Regions from separate parts of the Homo sapiens genome. Here region 2 is linked to region 1. Evidence: chromatin loops called from intact Hi-C (ENCODE). Cell type or tissue: heart left ventricle. All regions are shown on one strand. Links, peaks and the distances in the headings refer to the core of each region. The heading gives the core; the rest is flanking DNA.

What was found. Hi-C counts contacts between places; a loop is a spot of excess contacts. Peaks named below come from ENCODE experiments on the same cell type or tissue, not always from the same donor. Only the 100,000 strongest peaks of a DNase experiment are listed, where the experiment ranks them.
Region 2: it touches region 1 in a loop (2.1-fold over the local background); 41 of 110 quality-filtered maps call a loop at or near these places.

What each region holds. Positions count from the first base shown.
Region 1 is chr16:30,993,590-31,000,761 of GRCh38, reverse strand. STX1B (syntaxin 1B) reads left to right here. Exons shown (of 10, transcript NM_052874.5): 5 at 3,187-3,260; 6 at 3,703-3,811; 7 at 4,006-4,079. Among named protein-coding and RNA genes, the nearest start is that of HSD3B7, 12 kb to the right of the region's middle. RefSeq lists enhancers at 1-275, 5,228-5,317, 5,328-5,387 and a silencer at 3,318-3,387. In heart left ventricle, for the core only: no CTCF peak of the experiment used is centred there; a DNase peak (open chromatin) is centred at 3,381; H3K4me3 peaks cover 1,896 bases; H3K27ac peaks cover 1,186 bases.
Region 2 is chr16:31,061,998-31,069,169 of GRCh38, reverse strand. ZNF668 (zinc finger protein 668) reads left to right here. Exons shown (of 3, transcript NM_024706.5): 2 at 4,689-5,357; 3 at 6,890-7,172. The coding sequence starts at 4,711. Among named protein-coding and RNA genes, the nearest start is that of ZNF668, 8.7 kb to the left of the region's middle. RefSeq lists enhancers at 4,265-4,892, 4,893-5,520. In heart left ventricle, for the core only: no CTCF peak of the experiment used is centred there; DNase peaks (open chromatin) are centred at 4,074 and 5,059; H3K27ac peaks cover 1,735 bases.

The DNA of each region.
Region 1 (7,172 bases), core at 1,494-5,493:
CTGGGCCAGTTTGGGAGGCCGAGGCGGGTGAATCACGAGGTCCGGAGTTCAAGACCAGCCTGGCCAAGATGGTGAAACCCCATCTCTACTAAAAGCACAAAAATTAGCTGGGTGTGGTGGCGGGCGCCTGTAATCCCAGCTACTCAGGAGGCTGAGGCAGAGAATTGCTTGAACCCGGGAGGTGGAGGTTACAGTGAGCTGAGATCGCGCCACTGCACTACAGTCTGGGTGACAGAGAGAGACTCTGTTTCAAAAAAAAAAAATTAGCTGGGCATGGTAGTACGTGCCTCTGTTCCAACTACTTGGGAGGCTGAGGCACAAGAATCGCTTGAGCCCAGGGGGTCGAGGCTGCAGTGAGCCGAGATCATGCTGCTGTACTCCAGCCTGGGTTACAGATAGAGACCCTGTCTCAAACAAAAAAAAAAAAAACAAAAAACAAACAAACAAAAAAAAAGGGACTGGGCGTGGTAGCTCATGCCTATAATCCCAGAACTTTGGGAGGCCAAGGTGGGTGGATCACCTGAGGTTAGGAGTTCAAAATCCTAACCAAATCCTGGCCAAAATGGTGAAACCCCATCTGTACTAAAAATACAAAAATTATCCGGGCATGGTGGCAGGCGCCTGTAATCCCAGCCACTTGGGAGGCTGAGGCAGGGGAATCACTTGAACCCGGGAGGCAGAGGTTGCAGTGAGCCGAGATCGCGCCACTGCACTCCAGCCTGGGTGACAGAGCAAGACTCTTTCTCAAAAAAAAAAAAAAAGAACTTTGCCATCCATTGAGCAAAACAGGCCTTTCTCTAAGGAATTTCTACAAAGTTCCAGGAGCCAGATTATTAAACAGTCAGAAAGCACAAAACCCCAGCTTTCCCCCTTGCTCCAGTTCTTTGGAGAAAGATATATGATAGGAAATGAGGGAAAGGAGACTGTCTAAATTGCATCTGAGCCCTGCTGGTTCCACCAGCATGAAGGTTCACCAGAAAAAGGTGATCTTCCGAGTGGCTTCGATTTCATTAAGTCCTCATCTCTCCTGAGCAGGCCCCCGGCATGGCACAGAGCACCCAGTGGGTGGGCCCAGCAAATGCCTCTGAATCGGTATCCTTGGCTCAGGACAGATTGGACTTGTGTGGCTGACATCAGGGGCTGGCGAGCTTTCAAGAGGGACTTGCCAAATGTTCATTTATTCACTCTAATTTAAGGACTTGGGTGCTGGTAATAACCACCTTCCCCCAAAGCACCGTGGGTTGGGAACCTCCTTGTCTGCTCATACCAGGGAAATAGCAGTGTTACTGGCATGCTGTTTTGCATGCTCCTGGTAAGTCAGTATCAGAAAACATATGCTGAGCACCTCCAATGTCCGAGGCACATTGCTAGGCTTTGGGGAAGAGGAGCTATATCAGCTACCTGGCCTGGAGAACACTGACCTTGGCCCAGAGAGAGAAGGGTAGTAACTCCATGCCCTCTGGACTGGAGGGGAGGCCATATGTGAGCCTCAGATGTGGATTTGTAAAAACAAGCCCTTTGTACTCAGGAGAGTCTGCTGGATGGAAACTGTCTGAATCTGGGAGCATGTTAAGTGCAAATCCAGGCAGACAGAGTCTAACCTCCACCATCAGCTCACCCTGGACAAGTCCCCTACTCTCAGCTTCCTTATCAGTACAGTAAGACAAATGAAAGCAATTTCAAAATTAGCTTGTTTTGGGGGTGGGGGGTGGAGGGCATCAAAATACTTTTTTTTCCAAAGTCATACAAAGAATCCCAATATATAAAACATAAAAGTCAGGTTGTTCTAGCTGAGCTGGAGCTGGGAGCACCTACCTGCCTGACCTCTCTTCATTCTCTGCAACAGCCCCTGAAATTCCTTCTCAGAAACAAGGTTCCTGCTGGCAGTTTAAAATCCCCTGGGCTCAATGGTTTCTCTAGGTCCATCAAGCCTTGACCTTGAACACTCTCTGTAAGACCCTGGGGAGGGCTCTGTGGGTGAGGGGTTCAGGAATAGACCAAGAAAGAAGCTGGAAAAGTGGCCGTGGTTTAGAGAAGCTGACCTTTCAGACCTCCAGGAAAGGAGAGAGGATTCTCTTAGTCCTCTTCCAGCTGGTGGCATGAGCTCAGGCTTTGGGTGTGACCTTGAGTGAGTGGTTTTGCCCACTGGAAACTGAGTTTCTAGTCTAAAACATGAGCTGATATCACTGAACTCCCAGGAATGTTGTAAAAAGTCAATGAGATCCTGTAAGAGACCCCTCCCTCCGGACTTGACCCCAGCCCCAAGGCTGACAGTCGGGCCCCAATCTGGGCCAGCCGATTCCAATATCCCTGGGCCATGTGTTGCTGAGCCAGAGCTGTCACTCAATCGGGGGAGCCTTGGGGTGCCATCCGGCCCCGTACCTCCCCCACTGCCAACAGAACGGAGGAGTGAGGCTCTTAGGAATGGCCTGGAGGCTGGTGAGGTCTGAGAGGGCCGGTGATTCATCCCTGCTGCATTTTCTGATCTCACCGAGGTAGATTTTGCCACAATCTCTTTTTTAGAAAATCGGAACGATAGTGTCAGGAGTGCTTGATCCAGAAGCAGGAATCTCAGTTAATCTGTGCACTTTTCCAGAACGTCCTTCAGAAGTGGGAATTCCCGGATCGGGGATCACCTTACAGGGCAGGGAGAGGGCTGCTTTCTCCCTTGGAATATCCATGTGTTTGCCCTTGAATTCCCCTGGGAAAGAGGGGCCACTAGAACCTGATCCACCTGGAGGTGACTGCCTTCCATCAGAAAAAAGGCAGGCTGTGTTCTTGCCCCCTGTCCAGAGGCTGTAGGAAGTAGGGAGCACCCCACATACATGGCCCCTTCACGCGGGCTGGGCCGGCACGCCCTCATGGAGTTGGACAGGAATTACCACTGATGGGACTTTCCAAGACCCAGTTCTGCCACTAGAACAAATAGCCCCCTTCTGTCTGGTGACCCTCTGACCCTCAGTATCCCTTCCTGCCTGCCTTCGGAACCCCCTCAAACGTCTGTTCGTCTGTTTATCTGCTGGCTCCTAACACCACCCTGGGGCACCGCTGCCCGCAACTCGCCCTGGGGATGACGTTTCTCCCCGGGCCTGGCGCTGCCGCGGGGTGTTGACCATTCGTACGCCCCGGACCCTCGCCCCATGTGCCCCGGGTCTCCCGCCCATCGCTGCGCCCTCTCTCCCGCAGCGATCGAGCAAAGCATTGAACAGGAGGAGGGGCTGAACCGTTCCTCCGCGGACCTGCGCATCCGCAAGACCCAGGTAGGAGGCGGCAGCCCATTGGGGGTCGGGTCGGGACCCAGCTCGGGAGGAGCCCAGGCTGGAGGCCGGCGGGCCAGGGCCAAGCACCGGCGGGGGCGTGGTCAGGGAGGGCTGGGGCGGGGCTCTGGGGGCGAGGCTAGAGCGGGCGGGGCCCTGGGCGGGGCTCTCGGGGAGGGCGGGGTCGAGCCGCATCTCAGCGCAGTAGCAGTGTCTCTAGCTGGTGTTGGCCTAAGATGGGGGTGCCGGGCGGGTAGGGAACCATGAACTTGTCAGGGTTTGGGATCGCGGCCAGAGCTGAAGAAGGGACCGTAAACTAATTCAGCGCTTCCTCCTTATTCCGCCCATGCACTGCCTCCTCACCTGCCTCGGTCTCTGCTCCCTGACTCCCTCCCTGATCCCTGACTACCTCCCTGATCCGTCTGTCCCCCCACCCCCACCGTAGCACTCCACACTGTCCCGGAAGTTCGTGGAGGTAATGACCGAATATAACGCGACCCAGTCCAAGTACCGGGACCGCTGCAAGGACCGGATCCAGCGGCAACTGGAGATCAGTGCGTGTGCCCCCCACCCCAGGACCCCGAACTCCTTGAGGCTGCCCAAGCCCCCTTCCAGGCATTTCCTCTCTGGAGGGGGCCCCTGGCTTAAGGCGGCGTGGGAGGGTGGGCCCCAGGTCCCCGCCCCATCACCCCACCTCAGGCCCCCAGGCTGTCCCAGCCCCCGAGCAGGGAGTCCTTTCTTCCCGCAGCTGGAAGGACCACCACCAACGAAGAACTGGAAGACATGCTGGAGAGCGGGAAGCTGGCCATCTTCACAGATGACGTGAGCCGCGGGTGGGGCGGGCTCTGCTTTTGGAAAATTTTTGCCTCCCCTCCCTAAGTTCAGGTTGAACTAAGGTCCTAAGTCCACCCTGGAAAAATGAGCAGCGGGAAGCCTGAGCCGGGAACTGGGGAATTCCATGGGAGCGGAGCAGGAAGGCACCCCCATCAGATGACGGAGTCGTTCGTGTGCCAGGCACTGTTCTAAGCACTTTCCATCTTCACATTCACCCACCAACTCATTTAATACTCACACATCCCCTTCGAGGAAACCCCATTTCACAGATGAGGAAAACTGGCCCAGAGAGATGAAATCACTTGGCAAGATCTCAGAGCGAGGGAGAGGGCCAGGACTTGAATCCTGTCTAGTTTCAGAGTCAGAACTCTCGAGCCCTAGGATACACGACATACTCTGCTACTGAAGCAAGTCGTTTCACCAGAGAACTGATTTGCCTACATTAAAAGAAATTTTTTTTAATTAAAAAAAACTTTTTTTCTTTTTTTTTTCTTCAAGACGGAGTTTTGCTCTTGTCACCCATGCTGGAGTACAGTGGCGAGATTTCAGCTCACTGCAACCTCCGCCTCCTGTGTTCAAGCGATTCTCCTGCCCCAGCCTCCCGAGTAGCTGGGATTACAGGCGCCCACCACTCGGCCTAAAAAAACCTTTTTTTGTAGAGATGGGGGGTCTTCCTCTGTTGCCCAGGCTGGTCTCAAACTTCTGGGCTCGAATAATCTGCCTGCCTCAGCCTCCCAAAGTGCTGGGATTACAGACGTGAACCACCGAATCCAGCCTAATTTGCCTACATTTTGAATATTTTTTTTAAAACAAGTTTTAGTTTTGCTTAGGTTTTGTCCCCTGTGCTGCCCTTGTCCTTTTACATATGAAAGGATGGGCTGGCCGGGCCCAGTGGCTCATGCCTGTAATCCCAGCACTTTGGGAGGCCAAGGCAGGTAGATCACCTGAGGTCAGGAGTTCGAGACCAGCCTGGCCAACATGGCAAAACTCTGTCTCTATTAAAAATACAAAAATTAGCCGGGCATGGTGGCACGTGCCTGTAATCCCAGCTACTAGGGGGCTGAGGCAGGAGGATCACTTGAACCTGGGAGGCGGAGGTTGCAGTGAGCCGAGATCTTGCCACTGCACTCCGGCCTGGGCAACAGACTGACACTCTGTCTCTTAAAAAAAAAAAAAAGAAAGAAAGGATGGGCTTTCCCCGAACCTAGTTCTTGTTTCTCTCAGTGGACTTTTGCCCCGGCCTGCCCACTCCTGTCTCCGTTTCTGTTTCTGGTGGCAAAATGACTCTGGTTAAGGGTTCTAGACCAGGTTTAAAGGATGCGCTATGACTGTCTTAAAAGTTTTCAGCTCATTGTTATTTGGAGAACTGATCTTTGTTGAAAACGCATTGAGCAGCCCGGTGTGGTGGCTCACATCTGTAATCCCAGCATTTTGGGAGGCCAAGGAGGATGGAGGGCTTGAGCCCAGGAGTTCGTAGACCAGCCCGGGCAACAAAGTGAGACCCCCATCTCTACAAAAAAAATGTTTTTTTGATTTAAAAAACAATTTCTTTTAATGTAGGCAAATCAGTTCTATGGTGAAACCTGCTTTAATTAGCCAGGCATGGTGGCGTGTGCCTGTGGTCCCAGCTACTCGGGAGGCTAAGGTGGAAGGATTGCCTGAGTACAGGAGGTCAAGGCCGCAGTGAGCTATGATAGCACCACTGCACTCCAGCCTAGGTGACAGAGCAAGAACTTGTCTCAACAAAGAACAAAAACCAAAAAAAAAAAAAAAAAAAAGACGGGGAGACTGAACACTGTCCAAACAGCCATTGTATGATTTCGGCTTATAGAATGGTCATAGGATGAGCAGGAGATGAGGGGAGAGGGAGTCTGGGCCTTGACTGCTGAAGGGAAGGTGTGGAGCCTTGGGTAGTGGGGAGCCATGGCAGGCTGTAGAGCAGAGGAGTGGCTCAATGTGGTAAGAACAGTGAGTAATTTGGGAAGTGAGTCACCTGGCTGAGGCTGGGTGTTTGTGGAGAGGAGGCATATCTGACTGTGGGTCACGGTCTCTTCCCCACTGGCTTTCTTTTTTTTTTTTTTTCAGCATGGTCTCACTCTGTGGCCCATGTTGGAGTGAAGTGAAGCAATCATAGCTCACTGCAGCCTCGACCTCCTGGGGTCAGGCAATCCTTCTGCCTCAGTTTCCTGAGTAGCTGGGACCACAGGCGCCACCATGCCCAGCTAATTTCCTTTTTTTTTTTTTTTTTTGATAGAAACAAAGTCTCACTATGTTGCCCAGGCTGGCCTCAAATTCCTGGGCTCAAGTGATCCTCCTGCCTTGGCCTCCCAGAGTACTGGGGTTACAGGCCTCTCCCTACTGACTCTTTTTTTTTTTTTTGAGACGGAGTCTCGCTCTGTGGCTCAGGCTGGAGTGCAGTGGCGCAATCTCGGCTCACTGCAAGCTCCGCCTCCCGGGTTCACGCCATTCTCCTGCCTCAGACTCCCAAGTTGCTGAAACTACAGGCGCCCACCACCACACCCGGCTAATTTTTTGTATTTTTAGTAGAGACGGAGTTTCACCGCATTAGCCAGGATAGTCTTGGTCTGCTGACCTCGTGATCTGCCCGCTTCAGCCTCCCAAAGTTCTGGGATTACAGGCATGAGCTACCTACTGTGCCCAGCCCTGACTCTTTTTTTTTTTTTGAGATGGAATTTCACTCTTGTTGCCCAGGCTGGAGTGCAGTGGCGTGATCTCAGCTCACTGCAACCTCTGCCCCCCCGGGTTCAAGCAATTCTCCTGCCTCAGCCTCCTGAGTAGCTATGATTACAGGTGCCCACCACCACACCAGGCTAATTTTTATATTTTTAGTAGAGACGAGGTTTCGCCATGTTGGCCAGGCTGGTCTCAAACTTCTGACCTCAGGTGATCTACACACCTCCCAAAGTGCTGGGATTACAGGTGTGAGCCATCGTGCCTGACCAATGTGTACATATTAACTCACTCAGTCTTCACAACCACCCTGTGAGGTGGGCAGTGTTATGATCCACATTTTCTAGGTGGGGAAACTGAGGCCAAGAGCAGGTGAATAATGTGCCTAAG
Region 2 (7,172 bases), core at 1,758-5,757, 68 kb before region 1:
GGCTATGCTGGCCATGGAAAAGATATTGGTCTTTTTCCTGGGAGCAGTGGGAAGTCTCATGATTCAACCTGGGGGAGAGAATGGAGACTTGGGTTCGAGTCTGGCTCCTTGACCAGCTGTGTGTCCTTGTGTACAGTTTTTCCTTTGTGGGGACCTTAATCTCAATATCTGAAAAAGAGGTGTAGTGAACACTTAAAATGCTCCTCTCCTGAGAGCTCGTGGAGACCTAAGGATGTGTGTTTGGTTCTTAAGTATTGGTTGGGCAGGCACGGTGGCTCACGCCTGTAATCCCAGCACTTTGGGAGGCTGCGGTGGGAGGATCACTTGAGCCCAGGAGTTCTAGACCAGCCCAGGCAACATAGCAAGACTTCATCTCTACTAAAAATAAAATAAAAATTAGCCAGGCATGATGGTGCATGCCTGTAGTCCCAGCTACTTGGGAGGCTGAAGTGGGAGGATTGCTTGAGTCTGGGAAGTCAAGGCTGCAGTAAGCCATGACTGCACCACTGCACTCCAGCCTGAGCGACAGAGTGAGATCTTGTTTCAAAACCAAACAAACAAAAGTATTGGCTGGAATGATCCAGAGTGTATTTAAAATACAGATTCCTGAGGCCTACCTCAAGCTCTTTAATAAAAAAAAAAAAAAAAGTCTGGGCGTGGTGGCTCTCGCCTGTAATCCCAGCACTTTGGGAGGCCGAGGCGGTCGGATCACGAGGTCAGGAGATTGAGACCATCCTGGCTAACACAGTGAAACCCCGTCTCTACTAAAAATACAAAAAACTAGCCAGGTGTGGTGGCAGGTGCCTGTAGTCCCAGCTACTCAGGAGGCGGAGGTTGCAGTGAACCAAGATCGCGCCACTGCACTCCAGCCTGGGCAACAGAGTAAGACTCCATCTCAAAAATTATATATATATATATATATATATATATTTTTTTTTTTTTTTTTTTTAATGGTGGGATGTTAGACAGAGACCTAGCCTACCTGGCCTCTTTGTGTAGCTGGGCGCATGCTGAGACCAACCTGGCACTCCCCTACCTTTTCCCCTGGGAAGTGCCATGGGAGGAGGGATTTCCCCTCCAGCTACCTGGTGTCTAACTCACAGATAGGAAGGCTGAGACCCAGAGCTGGCAAGAGGCAGTAGAAGGGCCAGAGCTCAGAACCACTGGGTCAAGCCCTCTGAGAGGGAAGCAGAGACATAAAGGGTGCCGGCCAGGGTCTCAGGGCAGTTCTGCAAGGATGAGAGAAGACACAGGTATGACCTGAGCTCAGGGTTCTGGTCACTGTGGGGCTGGCGGAGGCAGCAGACAAGCGTAAGAGGCCCCAGACCACTGAGCAAGACCCCAGCAACTTAAGGCAAATTAAACACCTGGACTGAAGTCCCAGCTGCTTAGGTTACCCATTGTGGGACCATGGGCAAGTCACTTAACTCTTGGAACCTCGATTTATTCCTCTGTAAAGTAGGGACAAGAATCCCTATCTCAGAAAGGTATAAGACATTAAATTAAATAAACCAGCACACCCAGCAATGTGTCTGGCTCTAAGAAGACGCTTTGATAATTGAGGACAGTAATTATTTTTGACTCATTCATTCCTCACCCAACTCTGTCAGGTAAGTACTGTCATTATCTCCATTTTTCAGATTAGAAAACTGAGGTTCTAAGACATGCAGTACATTACACACGGTCACATCAGCTGGGAAGTGATGGAGGCAAAATCTGAAGCCAGACAGTTTGGCTTCAGGGACTGGGCACTTAACAAAATACTGAACCATTTCTCTGGACCTTGGTTCCCTTATCTGTGAAAATGGAATAATAGAACTTTCCTCATGGGGTTGCCATGAAGGGTAACTGAGCTAATACACATAAGGAGTTTAGGATACTGCCTGGTATTTGGCGAGTGCTCAGTAAATGTGAACTATCTTTTTTATCATTTATTTATTTATTTATTTTTGAGATGGGGTCTCACTCTGTTGCCAGGCTGGAGTGCAGTGGCACCATCTTGGCTTACTGCAACCTCAGTCTCCTTAGGCTCAAGCATTTCTCCTACCTCAGCCTTCTGGAGTAGCTGGGAGTACAGGCATGCTCCACCATGCCTGGCTAATTTTTGTATTTTTTGTAGAAATGGGATTTTGCTATATCGCCCAGGCTGGTCTTGAACTCCTGGGCTCAAGGGATCCACCCGCCTTGTCTTGAACTCCTGGGCTCAAGCGATCCACCCGCCTTGGTCTCCCAAAGTGCTAGTGTGAGCCACTGAACCTGGCCCAAGCTATCATTTTTATTAAGGAGGAACATTATCAGGCAGACTCTCCAGAAACCGTCTGGAAGAGGTAGTGAGTACCTCATCCAGAAATAGGGAGGGATCCCTTGGAAACTGTAGGAAGAATTCAAGTCATCAGAAAGGTTAGAATTCAGTCCCTTTAACTTATCTTCAAGCCCCAGGATTGATTATTGATTGATTGATTGATTGAGACAGTGTCTTGCCCTGTCTCCCAGGCTGGAGTGCAGTGGTACAGCCTTGAACTCCTGGGCTCAAGCAGTCCTCCCACCCCAGCCTCTCAAGTAGGCAGTACTACAGGCACATGCCACCACATCTGCTAATTTTTATTTTTAGTAGAGATGGGGTCTCACCAGGTTGCCCAGGCTGGAGCGCAGTGGTACGATCATAGTTCCCTGCAGCCTCGAACCCCTGGGTTCACAGGATCCTCCCGCCTCAGCCTCCCACGTAGCTGGGACTTAAGGCGCATGCCACCACACCTGGCTAAGCCCTAGGATTTAGTGGGAAAAGTGAAATAACCAAGTGAGAATAAGATGGAGTTTTGTGGGATTGGGGCCAAACCCAAAGGGGAGATGCTTGAGGATCCTCCTGGTGGAAGTGGGGCTCCAGTGAAGGACTTGTCAGATTTGGAACAAGCAGGAAGGACCTGGGGATTTGCATGGTGTGGTGGAAGCCATGGAAAGTTCTTGAGCAGGGAACAGGAAACATCATTCATTACTTTTGGGAGAAGACCGGCTGCATGGGGTTGGGGAGGGAGGGCAGCGTGCAGGCCTGAGGCCGGGATTTCAGGCAGAAGGGTGCTGACTTTAAGGATGTGGCCCTTGCCACGCGTCAGGGGCTCCTGTGTCCTCCCTGGGTCAACCAGGTAAGCTGCTTCTCCCGCCCTTTCCTGGCATAAGGGGCCCTGAGTCTCTGTATTTCCCCTAGCACCCTCGTGGCTCAGCTCAGTTTCCTCCTCCTGAACCCCAGTGTCATAACTTAGAAGCCACCAACCCCTAACGTGTCCAGATGAGGAAATAGTCTTTTTATTTTTTTTTTTTTGAGACGGAGTCTTGCTCTGTCGCCCAGGCTGGAGTGCGGTGGCACGATCTTGGCTCACTGCAAGCTCCGCCTCCCAGGTTCACACCATTCTCCTGCCTCAGCCTCCCGAGTAGCTGGGACTACAGGCGCCCGCCACCACGCCCGGCTAATTTTTTTGTATTTTCAGTAGAGACGGGGTTTCACTGTGTTAGCCAGGATGGTCTCGGTCTCCTGACCTCGTGATCCGCCCCCCTCGGCCTCCCAAAGTGCTGGGATTACAGGCGTGAGCCACCACGCCCAGCCGGGCGGAAATAGTCTTATAAACAACACTCATTTCACTGAGGTCTCATAGTAATCCACAGGGCTGCAAGTAGAACGTAGGCCCCCTAGCCTCTGGGCACACCTGGCTCCCTGCAGCCCCCACTCCTCAGACCCCTTCCCCCAGCAGCAGCTGCTGAGCACTCCTTAAGTGGATCTGCCATAATCCTCTTCCCTTCATCCCCCAGGGAGGATGAGCTGGTGTTAAGACTAATACAGCCATTAATCCTGTTTCCTCCCAACCATGATCCCCAGGAGCAGCTGGGTGGAGGGCGTCTGGGTTCTGGACCAGAAAGTAGGGATCTCAGCTAGAGCTGGTATCCCAGGAGGCCATGTTAGATCAGATACATCAGTTATGACTCAGAAAGAGGCTTCCAGCTGCTAGCAATGGCTCAGGCTGCCTTGAGTGATTCTCCATTACCAGAGTTGTGGGAACAGGCCAACAAGATTCCAGAGCAGAGAGTGGACAGATTCCAGTCTGGGGCGGAGGCCCGTACAGCTGTGCAAGGCCAGAATTCTGTGTGAACAGTTGCTGTCTCTGAGGACTAACCATCCAGAGGAGGAAAGAAAACACAAATGCTGGGGACCTGTCACTTCCAGACAGTGCCAGCTACCAGATTTAGCCCATTGGCTCAGCCCTTTTCTGGTCCCAGGTCTGTCTTTTCTGGGCGCTTGGAGACCTTCAGGCCAGGCCCACGTCTGGGTACACTCTTTATCCTGGCATAGTTCTTGGACACTGAGCTGAAGAAGGAAGATGGTGAGACAGATGGAACCTGGGCCTCTGGGAATGCCACAGTGTTTGGAAAAGCCCGTTGGGGGCGGGGGGGGACGTGTAGGTGAATCTTTTGTGACCCTCAGCCTCCTTTCTTAGTGGCTCTGCGGACACTTGGTCCAACTCCTTTCTTCAATGAGCAGATCAGGGAGGAAACGAACGCAGGATGTCAGAGCCAGGAATGCTGGGCAGGAAGGATGTGTGGGTTCCGAGGTGAGAAATGCAGATGAGATAGGGTTCTCTCTGAGGCTTTCAGGAGTGGCGAAGGTATGTGGCTTTGGTCTAACTTTGCTTCTCTTGCAGAGAAACCCCGTTCACCAAGGCCATGGAAGTGGAGGCTGCAGAGGCCCGGTCCCCAGCCCCCGGCTACAAGCGCTCGGGCCGCCGCTACAAGTGCCTGTCCTGTACCAAGACATTTCCAAACGCGCCCAGGGCAGCGCGCCACGCTGCCACACATGGGCCGGCAGACTGCTCTGAAGAGGTGGCCGAGGTGAAGCCAAAGCCAGAGACAGAAGCTAAGGCAGAGGAAGCCAGTGGGGAGAAGGTGTCAGGCTCCGCGGCCAAGCCTAGGCCCTATGCGTGTCCGCTATGCCCCAAGGCCTACAAGACGGCACCCGAGCTGCGCAGCCACGGGCGCAGCCACACGGGGGAGAAGCCCTTTCCGTGCCCCGAGTGCGGCCGCCGCTTCATGCAGCCCGTGTGCCTGCGCGTGCACCTGGCCTCGCACGCTGGCGAACTGCCCTTCCGCTGTGCGCACTGCCCGAAGGCCTATGGCGCGCTCTCCAAGCTCAAGATCCACCAGCGTGGCCACACAGGCGAGCGGCCTTACGCCTGCGCCGACTGCGGCAAGAGCTTTGCTGACCCTTCAGTGTTCCGCAAGCACCGGCGTACTCACGCTGGCCTGCGGCCCTACAGCTGTGAGCGTTGCGGCAAAGCCTATGCGGAGCTCAAGGACCTCCGCAACCATGAGCGGTGAGGGTGCCTTCCGGGGCAGGGCGCCTTCCGGGGCAGGGCGACAGCGTTGCTGCAGCCAATGGGGCCTGGGTTTGAGTCTCAGGGTAAAGTGAGCCAATGGGAAGGTGGGCATGGCAGATCCAAGGGGAGGGGCTAGGCATGTGGGAGAAATTGGTGCCCCTGATTGGGCAGAGGTGGCAACCACCTTGAGGTTGATCTCTGAGAATGGGATTGGGTCAGATTGGCCTCCGTTGTAGGCCAGCTGGAAAGGGGGCGGGGTTTGGAGTTGGGCAGTTCTGAGGGTCTTTTGTGGAGACCAGGAGGTGTGAGTGGGGCCTGGTTTGTCTAGGTCATTTTTTTTTTTCTTTTTCTCAGCCTCTACATTAATGACATGTTTCTAGGCTGGGCACAATAGCTCACGCCTATAATTCCAGCACTTTGGGAGGCTGAGGCAGGAGGATTGCTTGAGCCCAAGAGTTCAAGACCAGCCTGGGCAACACAGCAAGCCTCGTCTCTATAAAAATAAAAAAATTACCCGAGCGTGGGGATGTACACTTCTAGTCCCGGGTACTTGGGAGGATAAGGTGGGAGGATGGCCTGAGCCTGGGAGGTCGAGGCTGCAGTGAGCTATGGTCAGGCCACTGCATTCCAGCCTGGGGAACAGGAAAAAAAAGGCGGAGGACACGTATCTTGGTTTTCTGTTTTGTTTTGTTTTGTTTTTGTTTGTTTGTTTTTTGAGACGGAGTTTTGATCTTGTTGCCCAGGCTAGAGTGCAATGGCGCGATCTCGGCTCACCGCAACCTCCGCCTCCCGGGTTCAAGCGATTCTCCTGCCTCAGCCTTCCGAGTAGCTGGGATTACAGGCATGCGCCACCATGCCCGGCTAATTTTGTATTTTTAGTAGAGACGGGGTTTCTCCGTTTTGGTCACACTGGTCTTGAACTCCTGACCTCAGGTGATCCGCCCGCCTCGGCCTCCCAAAGTGCTGGGATTACAGGCGTGAGCCACCGCGCCTGGCCATGTCTTGGTCTTTTTTTTTTTTCTTTTTCTTTTTTTTTTTTTTTTTTTGAGACGGAGTCTCGCTCTGCCGCCCAGGCTGGAGTGCAGTGGCAAGATCTCGGCTCACTGCAAGCTCCGCCTCCCGGGTTCACGCCATTCTCCTGCCTCAGCCTCCCGAGTAGCTGGGACTACATGCACCCACCACCACGCCTGGCTAATTTTTTATAGTTTTAGTAGAGACGGGGTTTCACCGTGTTAGCCGGGATGGTCTCGATCTCCTGACCTCGGCCTCCCAAAGTGCTGGAATTACAGGCGTGAGCCACCGCGCCCGGCCCATATCTTGGTCTTTAATGTGCAGAGACAGGTCTTTGGAATAGAGACACCCAGCCAGCCTGAAGGCTTCTTCCTCTGGGGTGCAGCCATGTGGCTCTTAGGGGATTAAGCCTAGGCCCCCACGAACGTTTGGGGAGCCCCTAAAGTACAGCCCAGACAGGCAGTGGGGTCACGTTATGGGTCTGTCGCCTTCATGCCAAGTCCTCCACACCCCCGCAGGTCCCACACCGGCGAGCGCCCCTTCCTCTGCTCCGAGTGCGGGAAGAGCTTCTCCCGCTCATCCTCGCTCACGTGCCACCAGCGCATCCACGCGGCACAGAAGCCCTACCGCTGCCCGGCCTGCGGCAAGGGCTTCACGCAGCTCAGTTCCTACCAGAGCCACGAGCGCACGCACTCGGGGGAGAAGCCCTTCCTGTGCCCGCGCTGCGGCCGCATGTTCTCCGACCCCTCGAGCTTCCGTCGCCACCAGCGCGCCCATGAAGGGGTGAAGCCATACCACTGC